2 separate regions of the Homo sapiens genome follow, and region 1 is linked to region 2. The links are chromatin loops, found by intact Hi-C in ENCODE. Cell type or tissue: PC-9. All regions are shown on one strand. Each heading gives the region's core, and the rest is flanking DNA. Links, peaks and the distances in the headings are about the cores only. Region 1 has its middle 9.3 kb from the start of AGR3. Region 2 overlaps LINC02889 (long intergenic non-protein coding RNA 2889).

What was found. Peaks named below come from ENCODE experiments on the same cell type or tissue, not always from the same donor. Only the 100,000 strongest peaks of a DNase experiment are listed, where the experiment ranks them.
Region 1: it touches region 2 in a loop (3-fold over the local background); 3 of 110 quality-filtered maps call a loop at or near these places.

The regions. Positions count from the first base shown.
Region 1 is chr7:16,888,625-16,894,014 of GRCh38, reverse strand. It overlaps the pseudogene LOC100131425. Among named protein-coding and RNA genes, the nearest start is that of AGR3, 9.3 kb to the right of the region's middle. RefSeq lists a silencer at 2,356-2,650. In PC-9, for the core only: a CTCF peak has its summit at 2,493; DNase peaks (open chromatin) are centred at 1,944 and 2,474.
Region 2 is chr7:17,530,278-17,535,667 of GRCh38, reverse strand. The region is part of intron 1 of LINC02889 (long intergenic non-protein coding RNA 2889); the gene reads left to right. Among named protein-coding and RNA genes, the nearest start is that of LINC02889, 26 kb to the left of the region's middle. In PC-9, for the core only: no CTCF peak of the experiment used is centred there; a DNase peak (open chromatin) is centred at 2,457; H3K27ac peaks cover 1,458 bases.

The sequences.
Region 1 (5,390 bases), core at 329-5,328, 640 kb after region 2:
TTGAGCACCTTCTTTCTGCCGAGCCTCCTTTCCCATGTGCACTCAGTCATCATTTGCCTACCATTAACAGGGAATACTAATGAAGTGGAAAGGGGCAGGATATATGGATAGTATGCAGCTCTAGATTTAAGTATTGTAGTCCCTCCTTCTCATTTGCATCCCATCCAAGTTACATTACTCTTTGTCCTTTGCTTCTCACTGTGTTCTGACTCAATAAGCCACATAGTTTGAGGTCTTAATTTGGTCTATGAGACCTTGGATCCTGACTTCTGAAACAGTAGCATTGTTAGAAGCTATCATGGCATCATGGTAATTTCTCATCTTGACAAGACTACAATCTAACTATACACTGTGAAATTCAAAGATGTACAATGGAATCAACCTTAAGAATTGGAATTTTTAAGACATTTGAACAAAAAAAAATACATGTAACAATGAAATAGAGAGAAAACCCCTAAGTAAAAGTGGCCAAACAATGAGAAATAGTGGAATTAAAAGAAAGTAATTTCACATAATAGTAGAAAAATACAGTTCATCGTGACATCAATATGTCTCTGGTATTGGTGAGACAAGGTCCCCAATCATGATGATAATCAGTGATTGTTACAGTTATAGTGCCAAATATTAATAACATGTTCATATTTTTAAATTGTATGCTCCATTCACACTTTTGTCAGTGAACACTTGGCATAATTAAAACAGCGTGGCACAGACACATTGAGATATACATAGGTAGTAGTCCTCTTTCTTTCCATTATAAAAACAGCAGTTTTAATGCATGCAAAGATTAATATAACCCAGATAATTTAGCTGTAAGTTTCGTTCTGAATCACCAAGAAAATGGTACAAGTATTCAGAAGAACAGCTTAAATAATTACAGTAAATTCAAAACATTACCAAAATCACTGGTCTGAAATCAGTCATAGGTCCGTTTCTTCTCAATGAGAATAATCTACAGAAAACAAAAATATCAATCAAGTATCAAATAAGAATTAGGTAACTACTATGGGCTCAGTAATCTAAGCACTGCATACGATGTGAAAACACCTTGAACATGAAAACTGCCTGCTCTTAGGCCCTTGAAATCCAGTCTTTCTTCTTCAACAAATCTACATGAAACAGTTTACATATATTGCAAACTGGTGCATTAATTCTCATGTAGAGCAAAGGAAAAAAATCAGGACACTTTAAAACAAACTTTGTCACCAATACTGAGAACCCCACTCCTATCCCCAGTATCAGTCTACTAATTCCTGGGATCACCAAGGTAATGTAGTTATGTTAGACACGAGTCTGCCTTTCTGAATCTTCTGAGCTGTATCTGCCTCTTGATGCCCATCAGAATCAAGGCCTTCATCACAGCTTGAAAAAAGAAGATGTAGACATGTAAAGACCAAGCTTCTCTCTGCATATTTCATAAAATTTCCCTCCATGTGGGACCTTCCCATCACTAAAGCAATGTAAAAATTAGCAGCCCAGACCATTATCAAGAGGGTAATGAGAATGAACTTTGATACTTGTACTTGGAACCTAAACCAGAGATCTTGTGGGCTCTTGATAAGCCAAGTTATATATACACAGGCTGATATTCAACCAATAGATACTGGTACAGTCATCCCAGTTATTAATATGTCAAAGTACTTCCCTCAGGAGTTGATAAATAGGTACTGCAGCAGTTGTTCCCCATCAGGTCCTCCCTACACCCATATGGAGCACCCTTATTTTCCCCTGGAAGCCCTAGCCATCGCTAGATTTAATTCATTGGTACCTATGCTGCATCAATTGTTAGATATTCTGAATCTATTCCAATAGTGTGTGCCAGTTCACACACATAAAAAGATATATTTAATATAATATCCCTTGGGAGGATGGACTTTTCAGTTCACCCAGTTGCCTAGCAATAAATGGAAACATTAGTTGGGTCCCCTGCCCTCCAGCTGTTTGTAGATATTTTGCTTAAGTAAACAAATGTGACTGTACCTGGTAATTCTACTCTTAACACACAAATACCAGTAACCTGGGGTTCTTCACATCTTTAAGCAAAGAAACTTTGGAAACACCTGATAAAGTTTATAATTGAAGAATATTTGAAAGACAACTTAAGCTTTAAGCATTAAGCTCATTAGAAGAACTAGACTTAGTGATCTGGTCCAGTAAAATTCTCGTTTAGAACCTATTAGGAATATTCTGCACTGAAAATCCTTGGGGGCCTCTATCAGTTCTATTATCTATTAGGGGAAGAAATACCAAGATGTGCAAAGTGGTTAGGAGTTGTTCCTAGTCAATGTCTTAGGAAAATGAATGCAGCTGTCATACATATATTAAAATTCTCCTTTTTCCCCATGGCAAGGTGGATAGGCAAATCATATCACAAGTTCTTATCCAGGAACTTTGCACCACAATCTAAACATGTCTCTTTCCTCTACCATGTTCAAGTTTCACTTCACTGCTAGGTTGCCCGCTCTGCTTTCCTTTGATTGTAGTGACATCTAATGTCAGAGTCAGAGAGTAGCTCAGCTCAGCTCCTGTTCAGTTTCCAAATTGACTCTTCAGGTTGTAAACCCACCTCCTCGGCAGACAGACAGCTCACTAGGATAATTTGTTGGGCCAAGTAAAACATGAACAAAACTGAATTAAACTTGTTTAAATTGAAATGCAATTAGTACTTGAATCATGAATTTTCAAAACTGGCTCCTTCTCCTCTTGAGAGAAGTCTACCCTCTAAAAAATCATGTTTTGGGAAAATACCTAATACATCAGTCCATCTTATTGCTAAGAGAGTTTTCTCACTAGTTCCTGGGCTTAGTGGGCTCACTTGAATAATAGTTATATAATAAATAAGAGAAGCTAATATTTATTGGGAACTCATCAACTATCATTTTTTAAATACTCATTTATTTTCTCTTCCAAAAAAGGGAGCAACTTGACCTTTGTATTTGCTGTCTTATCTTCATTAACTACCAAAGAGCCTGCTCTAGGGTAGGCCCACATGTTTGGGAAGGTACTGCCTGCTTTCTGTCACTTTTCATGTTCTCTCACATTTCATCATTACAACACTTCTGTGCGATAAATATTATCAACATTTCTATTTGCATTAGTAATTTCTCTGTGGTCATGGTGGCTACTGAGCAGGATTGGAACCCAGACATCCTAGCCCCAGAATAGAAGGACCACTGGAGGCTGGATGCTCAGGGCAAATGGCCCCATGATCACTTCTCCTCGCATAACTAACAAGTCATGACAATTGTTAAGGCAATGACAACAATGTTAGAGGAAGTATCACAAAAGGTGGGATTGAAATCAGTGGTCACACTGTGAAGTAAGGTGTGAAAAGAAAATTCTCTTTTCGTGTTCATGCTTGACTAGAGAATCAATTCCTTGTCATGATCCCCTATGGGCCCACTCCTCCAGATGCCAGAACCTGTCTACTCTCCTTCTCTAGGACTCCCACTCTTAACTACTATGCATACTGACTTCCATAGTGGAAAGAACACAAAATTTGGGTTCAAATGATCTAAGTTTAAGACCAGGCTCTGCTACTTACTGTGAGTTTGGACAACTCACTCAACCTATGTTAGGTTCAATTTAAAGTGGAGTAAATGGTAGCATTCTATACAAGATGCCAAACTCAGCCCACATTCTTCTATTTTGAATATAGTAAGGAGACAATTATACCCACTTGGAAATGACAGATAGATGTACTTAGTCAAACTGAAAATTCAAGAAATCTCTCTAAGACAGCACAGACAGATGTGAGGACTGACATGCCCATAATCTAATACGTATAAAAGACAGCCTGCAGGGCTTAAGGGAAGGGACAGCACCTGCCTCCAAAAGGTTTGCAGTGGGGCCTGAAAATAAAGCTAAGTCATGCAATGATTTGTGGGAGAAATTGTTCATTCTGCTGGCATTTCCAGGAAGTACAATAAAACCTGGAGTCTTCATGCAGTGGGGAGCTACAAAGGCAACCACAGTGTAAACCTGACAAAGGTGCTGGCTTAGGAAATGAGGTCACTCTGGAGGTTTAATAGCTGGCTAAACCCCTTACAGAAGCATCTTATCATACAGATATAAAAACAAGATCTGTAGTCATAAACAAAACAATTTGAAGCTAGAAAAGAGGTTTCAAACTGAAAAGTGTGATTGCTAACTTTTTTACTGTAATGGGAACAATAAAGAATAAACTGACTACTACAAGGATCAAATCGGTTAAAAAAAAAAAAGAGAAATTCAGGCCTCTGTGGAGGCAGACTAAAGAGATGCAAATTATAAAGGACACATAGATAATAATGTCAGATTTCCAATACAGATGGTCTTACTACGGTTTGACTTATAATTTTAACTTTATAATGGTGCAAAAGCCATATGCATTTAGTGGAAATCATACTTTAAATTTTGAATTTTGATCTTTTTCCAGGCTAGTAATATGTAGTAGCAGACTCTCTTGTGCTGGGCAGAGGCAGCGAGCCCCAGCTCCCAGTCAGCCATGAGATCTGGAGGGTAAATCAATACTCTACAGTGCAGTGTGTTGCCAAACGATTTTACCCAGTTGAAGGCTAATGTAAGCGTTCTGAACACATTTAAGGTAGGCTAGGCTAAGCTACAATGTTCAGTAGTTTAGGTATATCAAATGCATTTTCAACTTGCAATATCTTCAACTTATAATGTGTTTATCAAGATGTAACTCCACCGTAAGTCAAGGAACATCTCAAATCTGGAAAACAAGTTTTACAGAAATAAAGAGTTGATCATAATGAAAATCAATAACCAGCTAGATGATAAGAAGAAACACTTCTAGAAACTGAACACAGCCTTGGGTGTTTATAATTAGACACATTTATTGAGTCTTAGGCAAAATTAAGAAGTAGCAATTTATATTTTATAATACCTTGATGAATTTTTTAACCAAAACACTTCTATTTTAGTCTTCGAAGAAACTCTTTTCTTCTTTTCCAAGATAATCATGATTAACTTACAAAAATGGGTATACATCTTCAAAACATTTCCCTTAATAGGAAACTTAGCTTTACAGGATCTAAACACTAAAAGGCAAAAAAAAAAAAAATCTATTTTCTTTTCATTACAAGACAAAACAGAATCCAGCATAAGTCAAGGAAACACATTCATACCTCAGGTCCTCCTCCTCCATGAACCAACATTATTATATTATTTCCGTTTAGCAAAATCTGATCTAATTTAGTATTCTTTCTTCTGGTGGGATTTCAAACTCAGTGATATCTTGCAGTACCATATTGACAAAGTTATCAAATCCTAGAAGAGTATCAACAATTTCCTTATCAGTTTTCATCACAATGAGAATTTTTGATTCTTACATTTGTCTACAAGCTCTAGCAGTAGCAGCTGTAAGGAGCTGGTACTAGTGTTAGCCG
Region 2 (5,390 bases), core at 77-5,076:
ATTTCAGTACTTTTCCAGTCCATTTCAGAGTTTCTTCTGGAGAAAAACATTTCCATGTTTAAGGTGCCATCATTATCTGTGAATTAGGGACTAAAATTAACTGCATTGAAAGCCAGTGCTGTCATATTTGTGATTTTAAAACAACTGAAGTATGAGATTTTCCTCCTTTAAAATCTTTCTTCCAAATAAATTATTTTAATGACTATGGGCATGTTTCCTATATAAAATGTGCCTGGCCCATGGAAGTGTTTAATAAACTTCTGTGAATGAAATGAATACGACATTTTTTATTTGAGAATTCCTGCTATGTATTGTATCTGATGCCACAATTTCAAAGGCATAACTTGACATTCTGTAGTTTCCGGAAAAATATTTTTGTAATTCCAACAGCTACTCGTGACAACACCTGCAGTACCTGGGTGGTGGGGCTGAGGTTGTGAGACCCTGCCTGTTAAGGCATTTCAAACCAGTATTGAGGCTATATGTAGGACTTGGACATAGTCCTGGTACAAATTATTTCCCTCCAAACCAAAAGAGTATATAAATTCAAACATGTTCAAATTGATTTATGTGCCTGATATTTTAAAAAATGAATATTTCAAACTCTTAAAACTGTCCATTGTGTTTCATTTTTGAGGAATGAGCCTTTAACACTAGCAAAGATGTTTCCTTAAACATGTCAAATCTCATTCTATATAACAGTATCAGATGAAAAGGGACTTATATTTTATTCATTTAGCAATGTGTCTGCCATTTTCTGAGGTGTGTGGGCGGGGGGTGGCTTGTGGGAAAGATAGAGTGTTGACCAGTGGTGATTTCAATTCCTAGAAATGAAAATGTTGCTAGCTTTGGAGACAAAACCATCTTGGATTAGAGACAATCACCAGGATTGACACTATTTACACAAATGTAGTCAGGCACCCACCATCAACCTACCCAAAATCTAAAATCTGTGAGGTAATATTCTGTCTGAATGCGGATGCTAGGTCCTGGTATATTATATTTCCAGTTCAATAATGTGAATTGGAGGTGAAGGTAGTTTGACTGTGATTTGAATAACAAGAATAAATAAGTGATTTCCTGGAAAGAAGAGATTGCATTGGATTGCAATGAAAAGAAAATTATTTCAGATGGATTAAGCAATACTTTGGGGAATACACTGTAGCCACCTTTGACAAGGCGAGCTTCTTCTACTTAATCTTCCAGTTCTTCAGCTGTATGTAACATGATAGGCAATCTATTATTTTGTTCAATCTTTGGTTTTTCATAATAACATCGTCACCTGTTTTTCTTAATGATTTTCCTCTTGTTTTTGTTTCTAGTATCTGCTGTATGAGAACATTTTATATGCTTACTCTCAAATTTTATTTTTGATTTAATAATTCTGCTTTTTCCAATAAACACCTTTTATGGTTTGAATAGTTTCCCTTCCAAAACTCATGCTGAAATTTAATCTCCAATATAGTGGTGATTACCTCACCTCCAACTGAGAGATGAGGTCTTTGGGAGGTAATTGGATCATGAGGTCTTGGCCCTCCTGAATGGATTAGTGGATTAATGGGTAGTGGGTTTTAATGGGTTATCATGGGAATGGAACTGGTGGCTTCACAAGAGAAAAAGAGCCCTGAGATAGCACACTCGGCCCCCTCACCATGCGATGCCCTGTGTGGCCTTGGGATTCCTCAGAAAATGCCCACCAGCAAGAAGGTTCTCACCAGATATGGCCCCTTGACCTTGGATTTTTCAGGTAAGGAATAACTAAGAAATAAATTCATTTTCTGTATAAATTACCCAGTTTTTCATATGCTAAGCAACAGAAAATGAAGTAATACAACATATTTTTTTCTTTTAATGATTATACCCCTAAGATGCTGTATTGCAGCTCCCTTTAAGCTCATGTTACCCAAGGCACGATAGTTGCTTAGACAGTAATATGTGTGAGGATGACCCTCTTGATGAGTTTAGTTGGTTTAGAGATGTTGGTAGTGATTTTTCCCTAGAGGTGCCTTTTAAGAAGACCGTTGGGATGGAGTAAAGGACAGAGTGGGAGGATGGGAGAAGGACATGCTCAGGAATGGACAGATTTGCTTATTCCTGTTGTTAACTCTTCACCTTCCAGCCAGGCCAGAATTGTGCTCCAGGTATATTCAGCCACCTTCAGTGGGCACTGGATGGGCCCTGGCTTTCCTGTCTTGTGGTGGTGATATGTAAGGCAATGATGTGCTCAGAGGGATGCAGGAGAGAGAAAAGGACACACAAAAATCGCTCTACCCCATCCACTGTGTCTTTGAATCTGGAGGGTTGCCTGAGTCATAGTGGAAGAAGCTGGAAAGATGGGAGACAGGCGAACAAGAAAGCAGTAGCTATTGGGTGACTCAGGAGTGTGGTCAGTCCTTGTGTATGGCAAAGAACAAGGAAGGAGATATTTGTGCAACAAATATCACCACTTCCTGGTCCTTCCTATCAATAAATCAGTTCTTGAAAGCACTCCCTCCCTATTCTTGTATTCATGACTCTTACCTGAACAACCTAATTCACCCTGCCAGGGACAAAAAACAATTCAAGAAACCTTTTCTTGGATCCTTGCCTTCATTGTGCCATGGTCCACAGGAGGTTGTATAATTTATTAGTGGGCCTTTTGTGTTTCATCATTTATGTCCCTGTCTGATGAGTAACCCATTTTATTTTTTAGGCAGCTGATGTGGCAGTTGCATCAACAAGCAGCTATAAAAACTAAGCATCTGTAAATCCTTTTGATAAATATTTGTGAAGTTTCAGAATCCTCATGTCTGATCAGTGTAAATCAGCAAGCAAGACAGTCTCCTAGGAAAGCCATTTGGAGACACAGTAGTGCGTTCTGACCATGGGAACTTCCTCATGAGGGTCAGGGATAAGAAACTCATGAGGTCTTCAGCAAAGATAAATTAGCCTTCACAGAAGCAGATGCTTCAGACTACTGATACTAAATTTTACTGGGTCAAACATTGAAAACCTCGCTTCTGAGCAAGGAGAAGTTGGAGGATCAAAAGTCAGGTTGAAGGGGGCAAAATAAGAGTCCATAGAAGACGTCCCTGCAGTTTGCCGTCCTCATTGAACAGAGGCAAAATTCTACATGATGTGGAAGAAAATTTTAAATGGGGTTTATGTAAATTTGCAACTATAAATAAGCAAGGTAAATAGACTTTAATATAGATATACCCTTTATGATATTTTCCTGAATTTTGAACATGGACAAAAAAATCCTCCCCCCCGCAATATATTTTTCACTTGAGCAATGCCTAATATTACCTGCTTTGTTCACTAAAAAGATATTAGAAAGTAAAATCCCAACTGGATCAACAACCTAATGGGCTAGACTCCGCAGTATAAAATTAGAAAATAGCTTCATTTTTCTCCTACCACTTTTGCAAACCTCTCTGTTAGATATTCCTTCCTTTTTCCTCATGATATTTTATGGTCACTTTCAGTTTCATTTTTTTCAGGTATTAAAAGCGCAGTCTGGTCTAAACTAAACTTGTGATATCAAGTTTAAAGCTTTTCCCTTTCTTTTGGGCCTGACCTAGAAGGTTGGGCAAGAGGTGTGGTGAGTCTCTCCTCTCTTTCTTGTTCCATATCCTTCTGACATGAAAGATGTCATGGTGGTGATGTGCCTCTGGATCTTCCAGGGCTAGATGGGACAGAGGATTAAGACCTATTAAGACCTAGAAGGCAAAAAGAGTCTCATGTACTTAGCTGGTACTGTTTGTAGAGCTTACTTGGCTGTCATGGGCTCTCTGTCATGGCAGGCTCTTTCTTTAATAGGGCACTATCGTGGGTTTCCTGGTCATTTCCTTGCTGCAGGAGTTGCACTTTCTGGTGAACCCATTTCCTTCTGCTCTTTTTGCCTGTTGTTGTTATACCTGCCACCCCACAGTTTGACTTGCACTGGGATCACTCAGATGTGCGAACAGCTTGTCTGAGTGAACTTCTTTCAAGGTTACTCAATCCCAGTGGTCTTCTATAGTCTTCCAACACTGGGAATCCGGGCCACTTTTGAGGAGTTCATCATTTTATCTAATTGTTACATCTTGGAACAGGTTCAGCTTCTATAGCCCAGGAAGTATGATGGTAGCAGGGGGGCGTGTGTGAGAGAGATTTTGGTGAGAGAGACTTCAGCAGTTTCTGCTCATCCAGTCATGGCCTGTAAAAGGCAACATTTATGCTGGTGGAATGAGGCATAGGCCAGCTGAAGACATTTACATTGTTGTAGTTCAGCATCAAACCCAAATAGCCAAATGAAAATTTCTCAACATTTGAAGATGACTTTTGGAGACAAACTGATGTATTTTAAGACTCAAATGAATCTGAGATGATGTCCACTAACTACCATTCAGAATCCACACAGGGGTTCCTGACTGGACCAATGAGAGTGTTTTGGTTACAAAGGAGGGTTGAGAATGTTTTTATCTGAATGTGCCTGTAGGTGTCACCAAAGTAAATGACTCCTTTACCCTTGGTTTGATAACGGGGGCAAAAAAGTAGAGTAAAAAAATGATATTTTGTAAAGCCTACAGGGGTAAAAAAGTAAAGTAAAAAATGATATTTTGTAAAGTCTGTCTATGTTGTTACATTGACACCACAGAATAGCAGCAACAAGGTCATTCACAGTAAAGTCTGCAAATTCTCCTTCGATTTTGCAATTACGATTTATCTAAGACGATGAAAGTATACTTGGCAAGGGAACAGTCTTCAGTGTATAGCAAGCAAGGAAAACTCCTTTCTCCTCCCCAACAGACACGCCTCCTTCAAGACAGGAGAAGTTTCTTCTTTACCTGATTCTAGTCACTCATTAGACACACTGTCTTTAGGCAAGGAATACTGATGCCTCATGAAAGAAAAAAAATTACATGGGCATTGGTAGTTAAAGAAGAAAAAAAGTGAAGACAACATTTAAAAAAATGATTGGGAAACATTCAATTCCAAAAGTATTTAAATTTTTTTCCTCTGTACTTTTTTTTTTTAAACTATAAATTTTGATTCTTTAGAAAAAAATCAGAAAAGATTTTTTCTTTAGAAAAAAAATCCTTCCTTTTAAGGAAGGAAAATCCACTGCAAAATGATCAGCTAGAAACTCTTATCTCTGAGCTTTCACAGCCAGGGAGGGTAGGTGATGTTACCCAGAAAGTACTTGGACTTGGCACTTGTATTTCAGTACTGTGAAGGATGTTTCCAGCTGGGCTCACATTCTGTACGTCAGTCTTCTCACCAAGAGGCTAAAACAGCATTTCATCACAGAATGGCCAAGACTGAGACCCACTGAAAGAAGAATGCTCAACAAAAAGGAATTTACACAGCTCCAGCGCCATGTTAACAGAGTGTGAACAGCCTTTCTTATGTTAGCAAGAATTTTG